Linked DNA regions of Homo sapiens: regions 1, 3, 4, 5 and 6 are each linked to region 2. A link is a contact called in ENCODE Hi-C or POLR2A ChIA-PET data. All regions are on one chromosome and are shown on one strand. Each heading gives the region's core, a stretch centred on a gene start or an enhancer-like site at or near the end of the contact. The rest is flanking DNA. Distances are from core to core; before and after follow the strand shown.

Region 1 (3,527 bases), core at 167-2,666, 5.0 Mb after region 2:
ATTAATAGTTGAAATTCCATGACTTTAAGATTCTTTGACTCAGTCCAAACACGTTCCCCATTACAGACTTCCTAATATTCATTTTTAAAGCTGTAACCTCTTAATTATAAAATAAAACACAAGTACAGAAAACTCCACAGAATACATAGTTTAATGAATTACTAAAGAGGGACACCCTTCTAATCACCACCCAAAGTCAGGAAATAGGACTTTGCCAGCCACACAAGCAGCCCCTCTGTGAGCCTGTCTCAATCACCACCCCTCCTGATCCCCAAAAGTTAACCACCCCCTGACTTTCGTAGTCATCACTTCCTTAGGTTTCTTCATGGTTTTCTCACTCGAGTGTGCTTTCCCAGAAACCACAGTTTAGTCTCTTAACCTATAGTGCTCCTAAGGAAGTCTCTCTTAATTCACAAGTTCACCTAAGAAGCATCTAAGAAGCCAGAAGGCAGAGCAAATCACATACAGGTGCAAATGAGGCATTTAAGAGTCGGGGGCAGGTCCTACATTCAAGGAACGCTGAGAGCGAACAGGTGATAAGAGCGCACAGGTGCCCACTTTCAGCACAATCATGACTCCCGCACCAGAAGCATGAGCATCACCTGGGACTTAATACAAAAGAAAAAGTTATCGGCCCTGCCCCAAATTTACGGAATCATACACTACGGCGGTAGGGCCTGGCCTTCTGTGTTACTACACGCCCTGGGGTGACTGGGATGCGCTCAAGTCTGCGAAATGCCAGCCAAATCAACCCCGAGATGTAACCGATGGCGCGCGCCACACTAAGCACTCCATAGGTGCTCCTCCTCGCCGCACTTCACAGACTCAATTATCACAGACTCAGGGGCGCTACGTAGTCACTCACCCCCCCCCCCCCCCCCCCCGCTCCCCAGGCAACTCGCGGCGGGCGAATCGGCGGCTTTCGCGGCCTCGCTACGTCCGTAGGCATCAGTCCGCGAGACCGGCTGGGAGCCTAGGAAGCGCTGCAGGGCGGTGAAGACGCGGTCCGCTCTGGGAAGTTAAGAGATGGCGTCCATAAAGCACATCTCCCAAGCCGAAACACACAAGCACTCTCTCTCCCCGCTGCACCCAGGTCCTAGAAGAGGCGTCCCGTGTGCCCTTAACTAACGCCCGGATAAAAACGGGCGGCTTTTTTAACACGAGCGCAAAGCAGGGGAGCGCAGGGGGTACGGGGTCCACTGGCAGAAGGAGAGAGGGCGGCCAGGCGCCACCACCCACCCGCCCCGGCAGGCCTGCGCGCTCTTCCGCGACCGCTTAGGCAGACACGAACTCAGACTCGTAGCTACTAAAACCGCCACTGCCACGCACCTGGTAGCTAAGTCAAGAAAAGAGTCCAGTCCACTTGGCTGCTCCCGCGGTTGCGCGCATCTCGGCCTCTGCCTCAGGACAGGTCCACAGGCCCAAGAATGGGGGAGAAAGCAGTGAAGCAAAGCGGAACGCGCGGAAGAAGCCGACCAGCCTTACGGAGGCGACGCCCCTCCAGGTTTGGATTCGTCCATACGGTTTCCACGGCAGCACACAGAACGCCGGAAGAAGCTCAGGAAGCCGACTGGCTGTGCAGTTTCCGTTCCTGTTGGCTGGGGCCCGGAAGTGAGAGACCACGAGGGCCCCTCCCTCCACCCAAAGGGCATCACGCCCTGCCTTTGGACGAGCCCACAGGCCAGAGACTGGGGCGGGAAGTGCTGGAGTAACAGTCATAGTGGTCGGCCCACCATCCCTCTATGTTTGGATTTGCTCATTCCATCTCCATGGCAGCACGCAGAACGCTGGAAAAACGCAAAGCGCTGATTGGTTAAGAGTCTCAGTTCCTATTGGCCAGAGTCCGAAGTGGGAGCCCGTGAGGGACTACTCTTCAATCTTAAGTGGGTGCTGAGGCTAGAGTGTGGAGAACTGAGACCTCGTCATTTCTTCTCTTCCCGTTCCCACTGTCCTTCTGTTTCCTTCCATTCTTTTCTTTCTGGCTTCTTCTGGGAGCTCAGGTAGACATGGTGGCATAGTCTGGATAACCAACGCCTCAGAAGCAGGGGCCCCGGGGTCCTCACCATTTAGAAAAGAGAAGGCTGTGAATTACCTTCCTTTTTGGAGATGGAGGAAACAGATGAGACACTCTGATCTCAAGTTGATTGTGTAAACTAAAAATAAAAGTTCCAAGCCCCCCTACCAACTGAGTGGATCCCTCCTCTGGGCCAAAGGCACGCCAAAGTTAACCTGAAGAACTAGCTCAGGCAATGATGGGAAGATGGGGTGGGACAGGCCTCATTATACCCTCCTCCCGTTGGAATACAGGCACAGCTGACCAGCGTTAACATTAAACAGAGACCTTAAGACTGACAAAACAGACTTTTTTGCAGCAATAAGATACCAACATGGCAGCAGGCCCCAAAAGACATTGAAGTATTTTATCCTGATATATATATACACACACATAGACAAACACACACACACATATACTCTTATGTATACATATATACTCATATACGTATATATATATATATTTTTTTTGAGACAGTCTCGCTGCATCACACAGACTAGAGGGCAGTGGCGCAATCTCGGCTCACTGCAACCTCCACCTCCTGGGTTCAAGTGATTCTCCTGCCTCAGCCTCCCAAGTAGCTGGGATTACAGGCGTGTGCCACCACACCAGCTAATTTTTGTATTTTTAGTAGAGACAGGGTTTCACTGTGTTGGCCAAGCTCATCTTGAACTCCTGACCTCAGGTGATCCACCCGCCTTGGCCTCCCAAAGTGCTGGGATTACAGGTGTGAGCCACCGTGCCTGGCCAAATATATTTATTTGACATATTTTGAAATGGCCTTGCAGAGCTATCTCTTCTGGGGGGAATCTACATTCTGTAAAGAATCCCCTTGTCTTTCCAGGTCTTTTCCCTGATGCTGGAGAGAATTAACTGAGAACCTGACACCTGTTTTAAGTCTGATAAGAAACATTTACAATCTATTCTCTCTGAAACCTGCTACATAGAGGCTTCATCTGCAGAACAAGAACCCTGGTCTCTGCAACCTCTTATCTCAACCCAGACACTGCCTTCTATTGGCTCCAGGTCTTTATATAATAACTCTTTTAACCAATTGCCAATTGTAGGGTATATGGATGTGCTTTGGTCAAGGAATAGGCCAAGGTGGACATCCGGGCCAGAGTGGCTCAGCGAGTTTAGGACACAGGCGCATATTCCACTTGTTATGTAACCCGTTTATGTAAGTTCATACTTGGATCTGAGCCACTATTGTCTGTAGAAGGTATAACTGCCCTGCTGACACTGTGCCCAGGTCTGAGTTCAGCACGACACGACCCGGTTCGTGCACTGGTGCCCAGAGTAATGCTACTAACCCCTCTAAGGGAGAGCGGTTGCCCTTAAGGTGGGCAGAGGGGAGCCGAGCCAGGAACCAGCTTGTGCCCAGAGGGAGAGTTAAGCTGCTGACCCTGACAGAGCTGGCTTTGCAGGCCAGGGTGTGCAGCTGCAGGCATGGGGGCAACAGGAGCCACAGAGC
Region 2 (3,601 bases), core at 470-2,969:
CAATATGTCTTTGAAATAAATTCAGCTTAACTTCGAAAGTACAAATATGGTCAAAGGCAGCAGCAGCAAAGACTTTACTAACTCGTAATTCTTCACTGAGTTCTCGAAGGTGTTCCATAATGTCCACCAAGAAGCCAAAGTCACAAAGCCATTGTTTGTCTGAGAAGTGGACTGTTGTTGCCCCTACTGAAACCAAGAACGCTTCCATTTCTTTTCTTAGAGAGAATATTAGTTTTAAAGTTTTCCCTCTCCTAAGCCAATTGTTCAGACATCGTCCATTAACCCTTTCACCATGCTCTGATTCAGATTCCGTTAGTAAAGTCTGAAATTCAGGTCGCCTAACGCCTCTGGTCTTAATCAAAACTATCCATTCGGATATGGTATTTATGATCTGATTAACATCTACATCATAGGAGCTCAACAGTTCCAAGTGAAGAAATCCTGAATAATGAATGACATTCCAACAGTTGGGGCTTACGGCCTTTTCTCTCATGTATGAGACGAGTCCTGAGTTCTCACCAATCATCCTCAAAGTATGGGTCGTGGTCAGTCCAACCATTCTCTGCAAGCTAAGCCCTGCTGTCTGCAGGGACTCTAGGATTGCCGACATGAGCGCACCAACACTGAAATGATGAGTCAGGTTGATTATGGTCAGAAGATCTTCTTGCACCTCCAACTCAGGGCCTACACCGCGGATAAAGACCAGGAGGTAGTTCTCATAGGCCACAAAAGCCTGGTCGTCCAAGGCAAGAGAATAGGCTTTAAAGTCCCTGGCTCGGTTAAAAAGCTGGTTGCGTAGATTCCTGTCAATGCTCAGGATCCTCTGCCTTGTGATATCTGGAGATAAGTCAACGCCTTGCAGGACGCTTACATGCTCGGGCAGTACCTCTCTCAGCAACACCTCCATGCACTGGTATACAAAGTCCCCCTCACCCCAGCCGCGACCCTTCAAGGCCAAGAGGCGGCAGAGCCCGAGGCCTGCACGAGCAGCTCTCTCTTCAGGAGTGAAGGAGGCCACGGGCAAGTCGCCCTGACGCAGACGCTCCACCAGGGCCGCGCGCTCGCCGTCCGCCACATACCGCTCGTAGTATTCGTGCTCAGCCTCGTAGTGGCGCCTGACGTCGCGTTCGCGGGTAGCTACGATGAGGCGGCGACAGACCAGGCACAGGGCCCCATCGCCCTCCGGAGGCTCCACCACCAAATAACGCTGGGTCCACTCGGGCCGGAAAACTAGAGCCTCGTCGACTTCCATCTTGCTTCTTTTGGGCGTCATCCACATTCTGCGGGAGGCCACAAGAGCAGGGCCAACGTTAGAAAGGCCGCAAGGGGAGAGGAGGAGCCTGAGAAGCGCCAAGCACCTCCTCCGCTCTGCGCCAGATCACCTCAGCAGAGGCACACAAGCCCGGTTCCGGCATCTCTGCTCCTATTGGCTGGATATTTCGTATTCCCCGAGCTCCTAAAAACGAACCAATAGGAAGAGCGGACAGCGATCTCTAACGCGCAAGCGCATATCCTTCTAGGTAGCGGGCAGTAGCCGCTTCAGGGAGGGACGAAGAGACCCAGCAACCCACAGAGTTGAGAAATTTGACTGGCATTCAAGCTGTCCAATCAATAGCTGCCGCTGAAGGGTGGGGCTGGATGGCGTAAGCTACAGCTGAAGGAAGAACGTGAGCACGAGGCACTGAGGTGATTGGCTGAAGGCACTTCCGTTGAGCATCTAGACGTTTCCTTGGCTCTTCTGGCGCCAAAATGTCGTTCGTGGCAGGGGTTATTCGGCGGCTGGACGAGACAGTGGTGAACCGCATCGCGGCGGGGGAAGTTATCCAGCGGCCAGCTAATGCTATCAAAGAGATGATTGAGAACTGGTACGGAGGGAGTCGAGCCGGGCTCACTTAAGGGCTACGACTTAACGGGCCGCGTCACTCAATGGCGCGGACACGCCTCTTTGCCCGGGCAGAGGCATGTACAGCGCATGCCCACAACGGCGGAGGCCGCCGGGTTCCCTGACGTGCCAGTCAGGCCTTCTCCTTTTCCGCAGACCGTGTGTTTCTTTACCGCTCTCCCCCGAGACCTTTTAAGGGTTGTTTGGAGTGTAAGTGGAGGAATATACGTAGTGTTGTCTTAATGGTACCGTTAACTAAGTAAGGAAGCCACTTAATTTAAAATTATGTATGCAGAACATGCGAAGTTAAAAGATGTATAAAAGCTTAAGATGGGGAGAAAAACCTTTTTTCAGAGGGTACTGTGTTACTGTTTTCTTGCTTTTCATTCATTCCAGAAATCATCTGTTCACATCCAAAGGCACAATTCATTTTGAGTTTCTTTCAAAACAAATCGTTTGTAGTTTTAGGACAGGCTGATGCACTTTGGGCTTGACTTCTGATTACCCTATTGTTAAATTAGTGACCCCTCTTAGTGTTTTCCTGTCCTTTATTTCGGAGGACGCACTTCGAAGATACCAGATTTTATGGGTCATCCTTGGATTTTGAAGCTTATAACTGTGACAAAAAATGTGAAGGGAAGAGATTTGAAACATGTGGAAGGAAAAGTGAGTGCAGACTATAAACTTCCAAAAAGACAAGCCCAAAATACACCTAAACGTTATGTCAGATTATTTTGTTAAAATCAGTTGTTAGTGACGTCCGTACGTTAATAGAAAAAAGAATGCTTCAGTTTGGAGTGGTAGGTTTCTAGAGGGATTTATTGTGAAAGTATAAACTATTCAGGGCAATGGGACTGAGAGAACAGTGGGTAGAAAGGACCACTGAAGGAAAGGAAGAGAATTGGAAGGTAGATGAAAGAAGGAGCAAGAACCTGGGGATGTTTTTTCCTTTTCACTTGTAATAGTAGTAACAGAAGCAATGGCAGACTGGCTTTTGTTTCTACTGTGTTAGAATGAATTGACAGGACAACTGGGCCTATTATTGTACTGTGCCAGAATACTGTAAAACAAAACTAAACATACTAGCTTGGTGGCTTGTAATTAATTACTTAAGTGGAGATTTTTATTTTTTTTTTATTTTTTTTTTAGACGGAGTCTCACTTTGTCACCCAGGCTGGAGTGCAGTGGCGCGATCTCAGCTGACTGCAACCTCCTCCTCACAGGTTCAAGGGAGATTCTCCTGCCTCAGCCTCCCGAGTAGCTAGGACTATAGGCATGTGCCACCACACCTGGCTAATTTTGTATTTTTAGTAGAGATGGGATTTCTCCATGTTGGTCAGGCTGGTGTCAAAACTCTCGATCTCAGGTGAACCGCCTGCCTCAGCCTTCCAAAGTGCTGGGATTACAGGCGTGAGCCACCGCGCCCTGCAGTTTTTTGTATTTTTAATAGAGACAGGGTTTCACCATGTTAGCCAGGATGGTCTCGATTTCCTGACCTCAGGTGATCTGCCCGCTTTGGCCTCCCAAAGTGCTGGGATTACAAGCATGAGCCACCGCGCCCGGCTCAAGTGGAGATTTTTATATGGAGTCCAGTTATACTCTTTTTAATATATAAGTTGAGATGACTAATACAACTTCAATACAGGGGCTCATGAGAAATGTCTGTAATATTTAAGTAACTTATTGTCTTCTTTCTTTTTTTTTTAAGATGAAGTCTTA
Region 3 (3,201 bases), core at 182-2,681, 4.3 Mb before region 2:
CAGGTGCACACCACCACGCCCAGCTAATTTTTGTATTTTTAGTAGAGACGGGGTTTCACCATGTTGGCCAGGCTGGTCACAAACTCCTGACCTCAAGTGATCCACTTGCCTTGGCCTCCCAAAGTGCTGGGATTGCAGGTGTGAGCCACCACGCCCGGCCAAAAACAAATACTTTTTTAAAAGAAAGTTTAAAACAAAAGTTAAAAAAAAAGAAAAAAACAGGTACAAACCTGAAAAATCTCCCAATTAACAAAGCTGGGACAATTTTAGCAACAAAATAATGTAGTATTGGAATGTAACCATTATAAGATAAACATCCATGAGTCCATACTGATATAAATAGCTAAGTGAGGGAGAAGAGGCAAACTTCCCTTGGGGAAGATAATTTATGTACATACTCCCCACTGCAGGAGGTAGAGCTTAAATACCCCGCCTTCCCACCTTGAGTGTGGGTTGCATTTATTGACTTGGTTCCAAAGTAGTGTGGAAGGGTAGGAGGAGTAATTGCACAGTAGAGAAAACTGGCAAGCACTACCTTAGAGAGGTAATCAAGGTTAACATGATCAGTGATGTCATTTTGACAGCATGTACCCTTGATTCTATGTGATGAGAACAGCCAGTCACCTTGTGGTCTTCCTCCTAAACACCCAAAACCCCAGTCTAACCATGAGAAAAATATTGGCCAAACCCAAATTGAGGCACATTCCACCAAATATCTGAGGAGTAACTCTTCAAAACTGTCAAGGTCATCAAAAACAAGAAGAATCTGAGAAACTGCCACAGCCAAAAATAGCCTAAGACGACATAATGAATAAATGCAATATGGTGTCCTGGACAGGATCCTGGAACAACAACAAAAAAAGGACATTGAAAGAAAGCTGGTAAATGTGAATAAAATGTGTAGTTTAGTGAGTAATAGTGCGCCAATCAAACTGGTTTCTTAGATGTGATCAACGTAACATAGTAAAATAATTAAGATGTTCACAATAGGAGAAACTAGGTGAGGAGACAGGAACTCTAGGTGTCATCTTTGCAACTTTTCTGCACAACTACAACTATTCTAAAATAAAAGGCGTTTCTTTTTAAACGGGAATCCTCAACAGCGCCTCTCTCATGGGGTTGCAAGAAATCAATGAGATAGTACAGACCAAGTGCAGGGCTCAGTGCTTAGCACATAAATGTCAGATGTGGTTATTGTAATATTATGTAACATTGAGGGACAAAAGCTCTGACACCTCGGTGTTTTAATTAGAGTAAGCAAAGGACAGACGCGCGTACGTCCCACCGCGTCAGCCCTGTGAACATCCAGAGGTTCCAGCCAGAGTACGTCCGGCCGGAGGCGGGGCGCGGAGGGGACGTCGGCGTGGGGCGGGGCCAGTAGCAGTTCCCACGCCGGCGCTCCAGGCGCGGCAGGCTGCCGCCCCCGGAAGTAGTGGGTACCGGGACGCCGTGAGGCGGAAGCTGTGTATGGCGGGAGGCTGTGGCGGTCCCTTGGTGGGGAAGCTGTTGCTGTTGCTAGACGACGGGAACTAGCTCTCGTCACTTCCTCAGCCCGCCGTCTGCCCACTCCTCTAGCCGGAACCTGGGGGCCCGGAGCCGGGGTAGGCACAGAGTTGTCCTCGGAGGTCCAGGACAGCGGCCAGCCCGGCGGCGGGAGTCAGGGCCACGCCACCTGCAGGGAAGAACCCGAGTCGAAGCGGGAAGATGGCTGCAGACAAGCCTGCAGGTAGGGCGCCAATGTCCCGAGCGACGAGACGGCGGGACGTGCGGGGCCGGGCGGACCCTGAACTCGGAGGCGGCGGGGCCCGGGGTGGGGACTCCAGGGCGACTTGAATTTGGGCGTGCATTTCTTTACCCCATCCTCTGTCTCGGCTGTCGCTAACATGAGTCTTCGGGCCCCGGGTCCAATAGTTGTTTTACTCAAGTGCAGTATTTGAAGTCGCCACTGGCCGCCTTTGCCCTGCTCTTCAGAATAACTCCGGCCCAAAAAGCTTAAATGTATTTTGCCGCTTCGCAGAATTTTCCGCTTCTTCGTGGGAAAAGCAGACAAGAGAAAGTCACCCTGGAGCACACATCTGCCTATAATATCGCGTGGCTGAGGCTGGGATTCACCTGGGCTGTTTTGACCACATGTGGCTTCCTCTGGTCATTGACTCCTGTGAAATTAACTTTGTAAAAACCACTTTTTTTTTTCTTGATAGAGACGGGCGGGGGTCTCGCTATGGTGCCCAGGCTGATCTCGAACTTCTGGGCCCAAGCGATCCTTCCGCCTTGGCCTCTCAAAGTAAACCACTTATTTAAAAAGGCATAAAATCCTATTGTCTCTCTACAGTCTGTGCTCCTAAAATCTTGCATTTGGTACTTAATTGCTCTAGTTCCTCGAAATTACTTAATCTCAATGGTTTTCTTTATGGATTATTGCTCCCATTCCTAGAATCTTCCACATTAAGGAATATAAAATTATTTCCTGACCTTGTCCGGAATGTTTCCCGCAAGAAATTCATATTCTTTGTGGCATCCAGGTTTTATTGGAAAGAACTTAAGTGACAGGATTTAAAAGTGATGGAACTTAAAATTTTTACAGTGAATTTAATTTAAAATTAAAGAAAAACTCAGTGTGCTGTGGATTTTAGTAGGTTCTGGTCACAATAACTGACAAATGAACTTCACTTGGAAATTAAGCCAATTCTATTTTAGGTACAGAGGAATAAAAATCATTAGAGGATCTCTTCAATAATCTAAGAAGAAAAACAACAGAACAAAGGCCTTGAGAGGGTATAAGGAATGTGCTGTGAAATTTTGGATAGGTTGTTCAGGGAAGGCCTCTGGTGAGATGATATTTGAGCAGAGATATGTAAGAAGTGAGGGAATGAGCCATAAGAAATGAGGAAAGGTGGATGAGGGAGAGACTATTAGACAGGAAAACGGCATGGCCTGTCCAAGGCTGGACCAGGGGACCAACATCTTCCTCCTTATTTTAGAATAGTGTCTGTGTTCCCCACATTTACCATTCCTACTTGCTCATACCATTGCGCTTGCCCGAAATCACCCTTTTAGACCTAAAGCCCATCCAGTTTTCAAATCCTCAGTCATAAAGCCTTCTACTTGTTCATTTATTCATTCGCAAAGATTGAGTGTTGAATAATGGATATGACACACTCCCTGCCTTTGAAGACCTGCTGTTCAGTCTGTTGGAGGAGA
Region 4 (3,126 bases), core at 274-2,773, 3.5 Mb after region 2:
GTGTTCAGGAGAAGTTATCAGCGTGATTAAAGTAAAACAAAGTCTGGGCCGGGCGCGGTGGCTCACGCCTGTAATCCCCAGCACTTTGGGAGGCCGAGGTGCACGGATCACAAGGTCAGGAGATCGACACCATCCTGGCTAACACGGTGAAAACCCGTCTCTACTAAAAATACAAAAAATTAGCTGGGCGTGGTGGCGGGGTGCCTGTAGTCCCAGCTACTCGGGAGGCTGAGGAAGGAGAATGGCGTGAACCCAGAAGGCAGAGCTTGCAGTGAGCCGAGATTGCGCCATTGCACTCCAGCCTGGGCGACAGAGCGAGACTCCGTCTCAAAAAAACAAACAAACAAAAAACAAGCAAAAAAAAAAAAAACAAAGTCTGTCCATCTTAGCAACCACTTTGATACTGGAGAAAGGCTCCTGTCCAGAAGGAAGGGCACAGTAGTGAGGTACTTGCCAATGAGCTGGGTAGAGCTGCCACTGGCTGGCTTCGGGAAGTGTTTATCACTGACTGGCTCATGTTCAGAAGCTTGGAGTGAGGCTGTTGTGTACTGGTTGATTTTCAGAGTACGTGTACTGATCTAAAATTATGTAAATTAATGGCAAGTACTTGTTAGTGACTTGGGACTTTGGTCAAAAAACAGTCTTTTCCTTTCCTGAATATGAAAAGTAAGTTCTTTTAATTAGCAGCCTCCCCTCTTCACTGTTTTTTCTTCCTGCAGTCCAACTAACAGAACAGACCATAAAGGTCTGTCCAGATCATTATTTATGGAAGTATGAGATATATATATTTCAGCTGGTGTTAACATTTTATTTAAGTGCCAGTTACTGAGCAGAAAAATAGCTGTAACTACGAGTTTTTGTAATTTATTGGAAAAAGCTAAATATAAGACATTTAGGGTGTCCTCCCAAAGTCAACACAGGACAAGATCATTTAATATAGGACATGTCCTGTGTATACAGGATGCCTAGCAACTGTATGTAGCCACGGGTGTTTTGGTTGTTAAATGAATCTGTCCTAAAAGGTTCTACGCACATCTAGGTCCTTGGAAGGGAGAGGGCTAAAACGGCGAGTGGAAACCATGGTTTCCCTGAGGACTGCCCAGCTGAGGACCCAAGCAAGATCCTGGGCTTGGGCCTCTTAGAGATGACAAAGCAGGCGCCATTCTCCCCTCACCTGCACGGCCCAGGCTTCAGGTGAGCCACGGGGCCAAGGCGGCCAACAGCTGAGGCGCAGCCCGTGAACTGGGGGCCCACTTGTGCCTAGAGGGCGAGGTCTCGGTAGAGCCAGGCTGTATCAGTCCGTGACACTCCAGCCAGAGGCGATGCCGACGGCTGCCGGAGAAAGCCGGGCTTAGAGCGCCACAGTTCCACGCCCGCCGCCGGCCTCTCAGCCCAGCCGGTCGCCGCAACCTCGCCTCTTCCGCAGGGCGGGGCCAGCCATGAAAGGCGGGGCGGGTCTGGCCACGGGGCGACCGAGATGGCGGCCTCCGGGGGCCTAGAGGGACCCTGGGCGTGCACTCGCCCTTCCGGCTCGGCCTTTAGTTAGTGACCAGCTCCTCGGCGTTCTGCAGAGCGTGGGTTTCAGCGAGTTCTACGTGCCAGGTCCGCCCGGTGCCGGCTTCCTCGCTGCCCCTGGCGGCTCGTCAGCCCCCACTACCCCTGAACTTGGTCCCAATGGCGGCCCGCCCCTCCTTCACCCGGACCGTGGGCATCTGGGCCTCGCCGAAGCCGTCAAGGTGGCTGCTCGGGCTTCTAGAGCCCGTGTCCAGCCCTTTGCCACCGAGGCCTGATCCTCTTTTCTGCCCTAAAGAACTTGCCCTGACAGCCTCTGGCTCCCGGTACTGACGTTTCTGATGTTTGGGGTTGCCTGTTTTCTTGGGTGGAGTGTTAAGATCACGGTTGGGTGGGGTCTCCGGTCAGCATCACCCACTGGGACGCTGAGTATTTTACCCTTAATCCGCATTCAGCCACCCCAGTCCCTCTTCTCCTGAGGTTCTTTCTTTTGGGTCCACGTCATCGTCCCTGTAAGCATTCTGTAAAGACTCTTTACGTTTGTAGAGACCCAACACAATAGGGACAGGGCTCTTGGGTCCCTCAGTTTACCCGTACGAATGGGCTCAAAAAAAGCTCTTCGGACTGAGCAGGCAGGTGGAAGATTGTCCTGAAGACTAGGCAGAACAATTCATAAGAAGTTTGGGGCTATCAGCGTGAGAACAATTAGAGGGAGTCCTAGTAGAATCTCCGTGCATCCAGTGCTGGAAATGTGGAAACTGGGAGGGCCATAGGTTGCTGTAGGTGGTGGACGACAGGGTCCTTAGCACTCATGGCTCTTTTTCTCTTAGCTCTTGAGGATCTTGCTTGTCCAAACCCAGAAGACAGTGCATGAAGCCAGGGGACATCCGCCATGCTCCAAACAACTTGGCCTCAGGTGAGCTGAGCTTCTTTCAGTTTTTTTGTTTGTTTGTTTATGTTTTTTTACTCACATTAGCTATCAGATAATCAGGAAAGGATGAGGAAGGCCTAACTTGGCCAAGCTGTGTTTTCCCCTTTGTATCTATCTCCAGGGCTATGGCAGATGTAAATATGTGCTGGGGAAATGAAAGTTTTGTGTATAGAGAGTGATGAGTTTGGATGTATAGATTTAAATGGAAGAAAGGGGACCTATACCAAGAAATTCTTTCTGAATGTGGAAATCCAGATCGTGTTCTAGAAATGAAAGTCACCTACTGAAATCAGACTCATTTTTTGTGAGACGGAGTCTCACTCTGTCGCCCAAGCTGGAGTGTAGTGGCACTATGATATCGGCTCACTGCAGCCTCTGCCTCCTGGGTTCAAGTGATTCCCATACCTCAGCCTCCTAAGTAGCTGGGATTACAGATGTGCGCCGCCACGTGTGGCTAATTTTTGTATTTTTAGTAGAGACGGGGTTTACACCACGTTGGCCAGGCTGGTCTTGAACTCCTGAGCTCAGGTGATCCACCCGCTTCGGCTTCCCAAAGTGCTGGGATTATAGGCATGAGCCACCGCACTAGCTTGAAATCAGAAATTCTTTATTGGAGAGATTGCCCACAAATTGTATTGTATGTATCCCAGAGAGACTAGTATTGTTGCTTTAATATACATTTT
Region 5 (3,157 bases), core at 503-3,002, 4.2 Mb after region 2:
ACAATTAAAATTAGGAATCAGTACCTGAAAACGCCATTTATACTTTTGAGTTTATATTAGAAACACGGTTTTGATGAAATACCTTTTTCGGTTCAATCTTTTTGAATTGTGACCACAACCAATAGCTACACTTAGATTCTACAGAATTAGTAGGAAAGATACAAATGAGAAGGTCTTTCTAGACAATGGATCTCACTGAACATCATCTTAGTGTGTAGACTTTTTCCACTGCAGTGGCCCACATGTGCTATGGTGACAGACGGCAGTTGGCATTACCACTTATATAGTAAAATATCTTTAAGACAAAAATAAAAGTTATTTAAAGAATACGCTGGCCCTGAAACATGAGCTGTGCCTTAAACTACATATCCTACCTCCATGAGTGAATGAATAAGTGGGTTTTCCGCCTGCATCTATGTGTTAAGACCTATTGTTTGCTTGTATTAATTGTAGTCCTGGGATAAAAGCACAGAGGTAACTTTCACTGCTGCTTTTTGTACTCTCTCCAATGTTTTGGAGGAAAAATAAGCACAAACAATAGCCTAGAGAAACTGAATCGATCATACTTGTTGCAGCTTCGACAAACGTCAATTTTGCTGCATTAGAATGGGAAACATTTTTCAGTCTATTGAAATGAATTACAAACGTTTTTAAATAGAAAATTAGTTAAAAAATTGGAGGCTGCTTAATCGATAGCTTTCTCTATAAACATACTTGGATTTCACAAATAAGTAATACCGTAAAAATCTTCTTCTCCAAAGAAAAATCCCCACAAATAAATCTATTGATACCTAGTGACAAGTGGAACCAGATAAAAATGGAATCTATAAGAATTAACCTAATTGACAGCGCTCTGGAGCTAATCCATTTCCATTAGTTATTTGTTCACAGTAGGTACTCCTAAGGACTTGTTGAATTGCGGGCTTGGCGCCCGTTCTACGGAGAGTTCACAGCCTTCGTGAGTGGGGACAGAAGGCGGCTCGGCCCGGTGATTCAGGTCGAAATTCAAGCTGAACAGCCTGCTGAGAGGTGGGATCCACCATCCGGACAGTGGGGGGCTTTGGGGGTGCTGTGAGACTGGGCTGCGACCCAGGTCCAGCAGGGAGTGTGCGGCACAGACCACAAGGTCGGCGAGGCCCCCTAACCCGCGCCCGGCCGGGAACCCGCAGACCAGCGACGGGGCAGCTGCGGGGCCAGGAGCGCCCCAAGACGGGCGGGCGCTGAACCCGAGCCCCTGCCGCCGCCCTGGCCCCGAACTTCCGCCCTCCCAGGACCTGTCCCGGCCGCCCCGAGCGGTACTCGAAGGCCGGGGCCGAGATGCCACCTTCCGCAGGCCGCGGGAAAGGCGCGCCGAGTCCTGCAGCTGCTCTCCCGGTTCGGGAAACGCGCGGGGCGGGGGCGTCGGGCTTGGGACAGGGGAGGATACCAGGGCCACCTTCCCCAACCCAGGCCGCGGGGGCCCGGCCTCCCCGATGCAGACCACAGCGCCCTCACGGGCTGCCCTCAGGCCGCGCAGCGGGCAGCCGCCAGCCGTCACCCCGGGGAGCGTCCGTGGGGTGCCCAGGCACCCCACCCCGGCCCGGGGCGCTCAGACGGCAGCAGACTGCTGGGCGGCGCGGGGACTACTTTCCACCGCCCCCTCGCGCCCCGCCCCTTGTCCTCGCGCGGCGGAACGCTCCGCGCTGCGCCGGTGGCGGCAGGATACAGCGGCTTCTGCGCGACTTATAAGAGCTCCTTGTGCGGCGCCATTTTAAGCCTCTCGGTCTGTGGCAGCAGCGTTGGCCCGGCCCCGGGAGCGGAGAGCGAGGGGAGGCGGAGACGGAGGAAGGTCTGAGGAGCAGCTTCAGTCCCCGCCGAGCCGCCACCGCAGGTCGAGGACGGTCGGACTCCCGCGGCGGGAGGAGCCTGTTCCCCTGAGGTGCTTGGGCGCTCCTTTCCTTATCCTTCCGGGGCTGCTCCCGCTTCCTCTCGGAGCCAAACTTCGTAGCAGGCGCGCGGTCCGGGCGGCGGGCTGGGCGCAGCCGGGAGGCCTGGGGTTGGGAGCGGGGAGCTCAGGTGGGGGACGGTGAGGGTGGGCCGCGCCCGGGGCGCGGAGGGCGGCGGCCGGGCCCGGGTTCCGGTCGCGCTGCCTCTCTGGGGCCCTGGGGGCATCGCTTGCGGGGAGGGGGCGCCGCGGGGGCGCGTACAGGAGCCCGGATGGCAGGCGGGGTGGGGGTGGGGGTGGGGGTCTGTGGTTTCCGTCCGGGGCTCTGGCCTTGGCCGAGTTTGGGGGAGGGACCCGGTGCCTCGGGATGCGCCGGGCCCTGGGTGGGGGGCGGGGTGGGGACGGGGGGCTCCGCCTTCTCAGCTCTTGCGGCGAGTTGGGGTTCGGGCGCTGAGGCAGAGACGCCACCCTAAGTCCCATCAGTCCTGGGGATCGGACCAGTGGACTTTCTCTTAAGATTTCCTCTTTCATTCTTAAGAATAGAAGTGTTATTATTTTTTTTAATGCCCTGGCTATGTGAGTTTGAATCGAAGCAACTTTAAACCTTAGAGCAACTAAACTCTAAGTGCAGCGGGTGCGATGCGTCAGTAGGGTGAGCACATAAAAAATCCATGTCTTGCACCTGTATTTTAGCGTACTATGCAGGTGAGTGAAAGCAGTGGATAATGTACTGGGAGTCTTATGGATTTATGGTAGTGGGTATGAGACCCTGGTGAAATAAGGGGGTGGAGGAAGGCGAAGGTGATGGCTTACTGTTTCTTACCAAGTGAACTGCAGGATTCAGCCTCTGACTCAGACCGCTTCGAGAATTTTGTTCGTAGAAATAATTTAAATTTATTCAAATAGTTTGATGGCAGCTAAAATTGAATTATAGAGCACGTTTTCTTTTCAGCGGAGTGAATTTTTCCTTCGCTCCAAAGCTGGCCAAATGGAATTCAAGCATTGCAACTTCTTTCAGTGTTTTGTCTGGAGAGAGGACTTTGAACCGAGACTTTTCGAAGTTAAGTTCCTATAGCCTGCTTCTGAATCTGCCAAGCTTGAAAGCTTTGGCAGTTGGGTGTATGTAGTTGTTGCCTTCGTTCTCTTCCCTTTTGGAGGGAGCGTTGTCTCCTACTTTGTATCTTCCAGACATCTGTGGTCTTCCCCCCACCCCTCGAGTTTGTGAGTGGTGAA
Region 6 (3,236 bases), core at 245-2,744, 3.3 Mb after region 2:
ACTGCAGGGGTGGAGATCCCTAAAATTGGATGGGGAAAGATTATATCTGCATTTTCATTAACCTCTAAGCAAAATTTACCATTTCTTTCCATTATGAATAAAGGCAACATCATAGTGATAGAAGGACCTGTCACTTCGCACCAACAGAAGTTACACATACTTTCATATTAAATTTCTGATGTTACGGACATCACAAAATATCTCTTACATTTATCAGCTTTTTGAAATTATAGTATTAGACCTAATCTTGCTAGATCTTATTAGTGTATTAATAAAGAAATACACGTTATTAATGTATTTTTTAAATTTCAATATAATTGGTTTCCTTTGTAATCCTATGTACTTTGTGAACTTAAAACTTAACTTCTCATTATTCTGAGAAGGGATTCAGCAGCTTCACAGGATTGCCATGGCACACACAAAAAAGTTAAGAATCCCTAAATTTTAGTCTATCTCTTTGCTTCCAGAAAGCCAACCAAGTTTGACAATTGAACACACCTGCCTGAGTGAGCCAATTCCCAAAGTCTCGGGTTTATTTTTCTGTGCGTGACCTGATAGGAAGATATTACGGTCTGGTACATGACTCCATCAATTAACCTATTTGCTGAGCTCACCTTCAGCTTATACCTGGCATCTTTCCTGAATTCTCTGTTGGGCCTTCTGAGGCACACAAAATGAGCTGACAAGCTGATTTTCTGGTATCTTCTGTTCATACACACCTGGCCCCCACTCGATGCCAGGCCCAGGATTAAGCTGGGCAGTGATTCTCAAGCCTGATCCCAGACCAGCAGGCAGGATCAGCATCACCAAGGAGCTTATGAGAATTGCAGATTTTCAGGTCACACCCTAGACTTCCTGAAACAGAAACTCTGGGGTCTATCAGTGTTTTCTCAAGCCCTCCAGAGACACACGCTTTAGTCTGAGATCCACCGTGCTAGGGAATCGGAGGTCCGTCCAATCCTGGAAAGAGAGGCTCCCATCTCCAGTATTGGTTGAGACTAACACCGCTCCTGCAACTGGGGTTGGAATTTCAATGCAGGTAGTTGCTGAGCGGGGGCCAATGAGTTGAAAGCCGGAGCAAGGGGACTTGTTTTGTTCCTGCACCCCGATTTTACTTACATTACCCGGGGCCTCGAGGGTGACTCATAGAGATTAGCCCTGAGCGTCGACCCCTCGGCGCCGCCACTGCACAGCGAGAGAAGGGGAGTCAAGAGAGACGCTTGAGTCCCTTGACTGTCCTCCCCTACGAGCTCTCTGGGAAGAGAGCCCCAGACCTGCGAACTCTGGGCCGCTCTGCGGCCGCTTGAACACTTCGCGGGTCTTCCGCCCCGCGCTAGAGGACGCACTCCGTGACGGGAATTGCGGTCTCGGCCGCCCCCGGCCTCAGGCTTTCCGGGCTCTGCTGCCTCCAGAAAACTACAAGTCCCAGGATGCTCGGCGCGGGACGGTCACGTGGGAGGGGCCGCGGGCGCGGCTAAATAGTCTCCATCGGCCATTTTGTGCGAGAAGCCGCAGCGCCGCCTCTTCTCTCGCGCCCTCGCCTCTTCCTCCGCCTCCTCCTTCGCCTCTTCCTGCCTCCTCCCGGCTTCCGCCGCCGCCACTCCAGCCTAATCCCAACCCCAGGGCGAAGCGTTTTCTTATTTATTTCCGTTTTCTCGCCACTACAGCCTCCTGACAAGGTGATCCGGGCGGGCCCCGCAGGAATTTTATCCCCTCACCGGCCTCACACTAGTATCGCATGTCCACTATCCAGAACCTCCAATCTTTCGGTAAGATCCCGTCGCCGCCGCCTCCCTCCCTTGCCCGGCGCGCATCTCGGCCTTTTGCCCGCCTGGCCACCGCCCCTAGGGGCCCCCTTTCTGCCCTTCCCGCACCCCTAGTGGGGCTTTGTCTCGGCGCCCAGAAAATGGCGACGGGGCCCCTGGCGACCCCTTCCCCGAGGACAGCGCCGGACTCCGAGCCCTCCTCTCGGAGCCCCGGCCGCGGGCCCTGCGCCACCCCCTGCCCCGTCCTTGACCCGGCTCTCGCCTCCGCTTCTGCCCCTTGAAACCTTGGCGATCCTATTTCGTGGACTCCTAGATCGGCCCTGCTACTTGCAAAGGGTATGCCGGGCCAGGGAAACCAGGGATCGGCGCCCGTTCTCTGGCAGCTCCTGGGGGCACTTAGGGAAAGATGCGGATGCAAGCCTCTGATCTGTCACTGGCCAGTGGTTCAGTCTTCTCTGCTTGCGTAGCAATTTGTTAAATTACGCCTCTTGATATATATGTAATCTACTTTTTTTTTGGCAAGGCACAGTTACGGTTAAATGATTAAGGTGGGCGTATTCGAATGTTTATGTTTTCATCAGAATGTAATCGAGATGACGCACATTTTTATAGCGGCTACAATATTAAGGTTTTCTAAATCTTTTTCTCATTAGAGGACCATATTGAACGATAACATTATTTATCTATAACAGCGTTTTTCTACAATGGACATAGCTGTTCAAATGTTTCTCTTTTTGTGAGAGTATCTTGGGGGTTTTATTAATACTCCACCCCCATCTCCATTCCTACCGGCAAAAACAGCAAAGGCACTAGAACCTTCATTGATGACTGTCTGGATTGGTAGTATAATGTATTTCTGGAAAGTACTTCTTAAAAAATATTTTTCTACTTTGGATTTTTTTTTTTTTTTTATCCATTCGCAGACCCCTTTGCTGATGCAACTAAGGGTGACGACTTACTCCCGGCAGGGACTGAGGATTACATTCATATAAGAATCCAGCAACGGAACGGCAGAAAGACACTGACTACTGTTCAGGGCATTGCAGATGATTATGACAAAAAGAAACTTGTGAAAGCTTTCAAAAAGGTAAAGGGATTAGGAAGAAAGGATTAGAGTTACTGATGCACACCTCTGAACTGGATTATGATTCACACCTTTATATCGGCGTGGATGAAAATAACTAGACCAAGAAAGTTGTTCTCATTTTTGTAATTAACATGTAAATATTTAGTTATTCTCCCAGTGTGGTCTCTCATTTTAAAAGAAGATTCGCGTTGCTTTTAAATAAATTTAAATGTGAAATATTTAGTTCTTGATGTTACACATAAAATCATTTCCTGGTTTACAAATTAATTTGGAAGGATTGTGGATTATAGGAGACAAAATCTGTTTCTCTAAATATGATCTAGCTTACTGAAATGGCTAATTCTGTTCATACGGTGAAATAAAACCTCATAGTAGTTGACTAA

The links. Hi-C counts contacts between places; a loop is a spot of excess contacts on that map. ChIA-PET counts read pairs that join two places held with the same protein, here RNA polymerase II (POLR2A). Pooled maps may share reads with other maps.
Region 1: a loop to region 2 is called in a map of CD8-positive, alpha-beta T cell, with 15 times the contacts of the local background. The contact joins the promoter of ULK4 here to the promoter of MLH1 in region 2. A Hi-C loop is called at or near these places in 2 of 168 maps with a recorded cell type or tissue (CD8-positive, alpha-beta T cell and naive thymus-derived CD4-positive, alpha-beta T cell) and 5 of 50 pooled maps.
Region 3: a map of naive thymus-derived CD4-positive, alpha-beta T cell shows a loop between it and region 2 (22-fold over the local background). The contact joins the promoter of CNOT10 here to the promoter of MLH1 in region 2. A Hi-C loop is called at or near these places in 2 of 168 maps with a recorded cell type or tissue (both naive thymus-derived CD4-positive, alpha-beta T cell), 1 of 37 single-sample maps with no recorded cell type and 8 of 50 pooled maps.
Region 4: a loop to region 2 is called in a map of gastrocnemius medialis, with 7 times the contacts of the local background. The contact joins the promoter of ZNF621 here to the promoter of MLH1 in region 2. A Hi-C loop is called at or near these places in 1 of 168 maps with a recorded cell type or tissue (gastrocnemius medialis) and 5 of 50 pooled maps. POLR2A ChIA-PET finds 5 or more read pairs at or near these places in 1 of 52 experiments (GM10248).
Region 5: a map of naive thymus-derived CD4-positive, alpha-beta T cell shows a loop between it and region 2 (9-fold over the local background). The contact joins the promoter of CTNNB1 here to the promoter of MLH1 in region 2. A Hi-C loop is called at or near these places in 1 of 168 maps with a recorded cell type or tissue (naive thymus-derived CD4-positive, alpha-beta T cell) and 8 of 50 pooled maps. POLR2A ChIA-PET finds 5 or more read pairs at or near these places in 1 of 52 experiments (activated CD4-positive, alpha-beta T cell).
Region 6: a pooled map shows a loop between it and region 2 (33-fold over the local background). The contact joins the promoter of EIF1B-AS1 here to the promoter of MLH1 in region 2. A Hi-C loop is called at or near these places in 11 of 50 pooled maps.

Annotation. Positions count from the first base shown.
Region 1 is chr3:41,960,687-41,964,213 of GRCh38, forward strand. ULK4 (unc-51 like kinase 4) reads right to left here and starts at 1,417. Exons shown (of 37, transcript NM_017886.4): 1 at 1,330-1,417. RefSeq lists enhancers at 1,387-1,546, 1,697-1,746.
Region 2 is chr3:36,991,799-36,995,399 of GRCh38, forward strand. It overlaps MLH1 (mutL homolog 1), which reads left to right and starts at 1,720. Exons shown (of 19, transcript NM_000249.4): 1 at 1,720-1,865. The coding sequence starts at 1,750. It overlaps EPM2AIP1 (EPM2A interacting protein 1), which reads right to left and starts at 1,333. Exons shown (of 1, transcript NM_014805.4): 1 at 1-1,333. The coding sequence starts at 1,279. RefSeq lists enhancers at 504-583, 614-933, 1,054-1,403, 1,774-1,993, 1,910-2,421.
Region 3 is chr3:32,683,757-32,686,957 of GRCh38, forward strand. It overlaps CNOT10 (CCR4-NOT transcription complex subunit 10), which reads left to right and starts at 1,432. Exons shown (of 19, transcript NM_015442.3): 1 at 1,432-1,726. The coding sequence starts at 1,705. RefSeq lists a silencer at 1,233-1,542.
Region 4 is chr3:40,523,437-40,526,562 of GRCh38, forward strand. ZNF621 (zinc finger protein 621) reads left to right here and starts at 1,524. Exons shown (of 5, transcript NM_198484.5): 1 at 1,524-1,838; 2 at 2,343-2,428. The coding sequence starts at 2,405. RefSeq lists enhancers at 1,126-1,215, 1,494-2,306, 1,866-2,005 and a silencer at 1,406-1,565.
Region 5 is chr3:41,197,753-41,200,909 of GRCh38, forward strand. It overlaps CTNNB1 (catenin beta 1), which reads left to right and starts at 1,753. Exons shown (of 15, transcript NM_001904.4): 1 at 1,753-1,918. RefSeq lists silencers at 1,154-1,613, 2,044-2,163 and enhancers at 1,456-2,402, 1,744-1,803, 2,514-2,623.
Region 6 is chr3:40,308,204-40,311,439 of GRCh38, forward strand. EIF1B-AS1 (EIF1B antisense RNA 1) reads right to left here and starts at 1,495. Exons shown (of 3, transcript NR_033965.1): 1 at 1,120-1,495. It overlaps EIF1B (eukaryotic translation initiation factor 1B), which reads left to right and starts at 1,504. Exons shown (of 4, transcript NM_005875.3): 1 at 1,504-1,769; 2 at 2,690-2,853. The coding sequence starts at 1,739. It overlaps LOC124906228 (a long non-coding RNA gene), which reads right to left and starts at 608. Exons shown (of 2, transcript XR_007095876.1): 1 at 1-608. RefSeq lists an enhancer at 1,235-1,594 and a silencer at 1,865-1,914.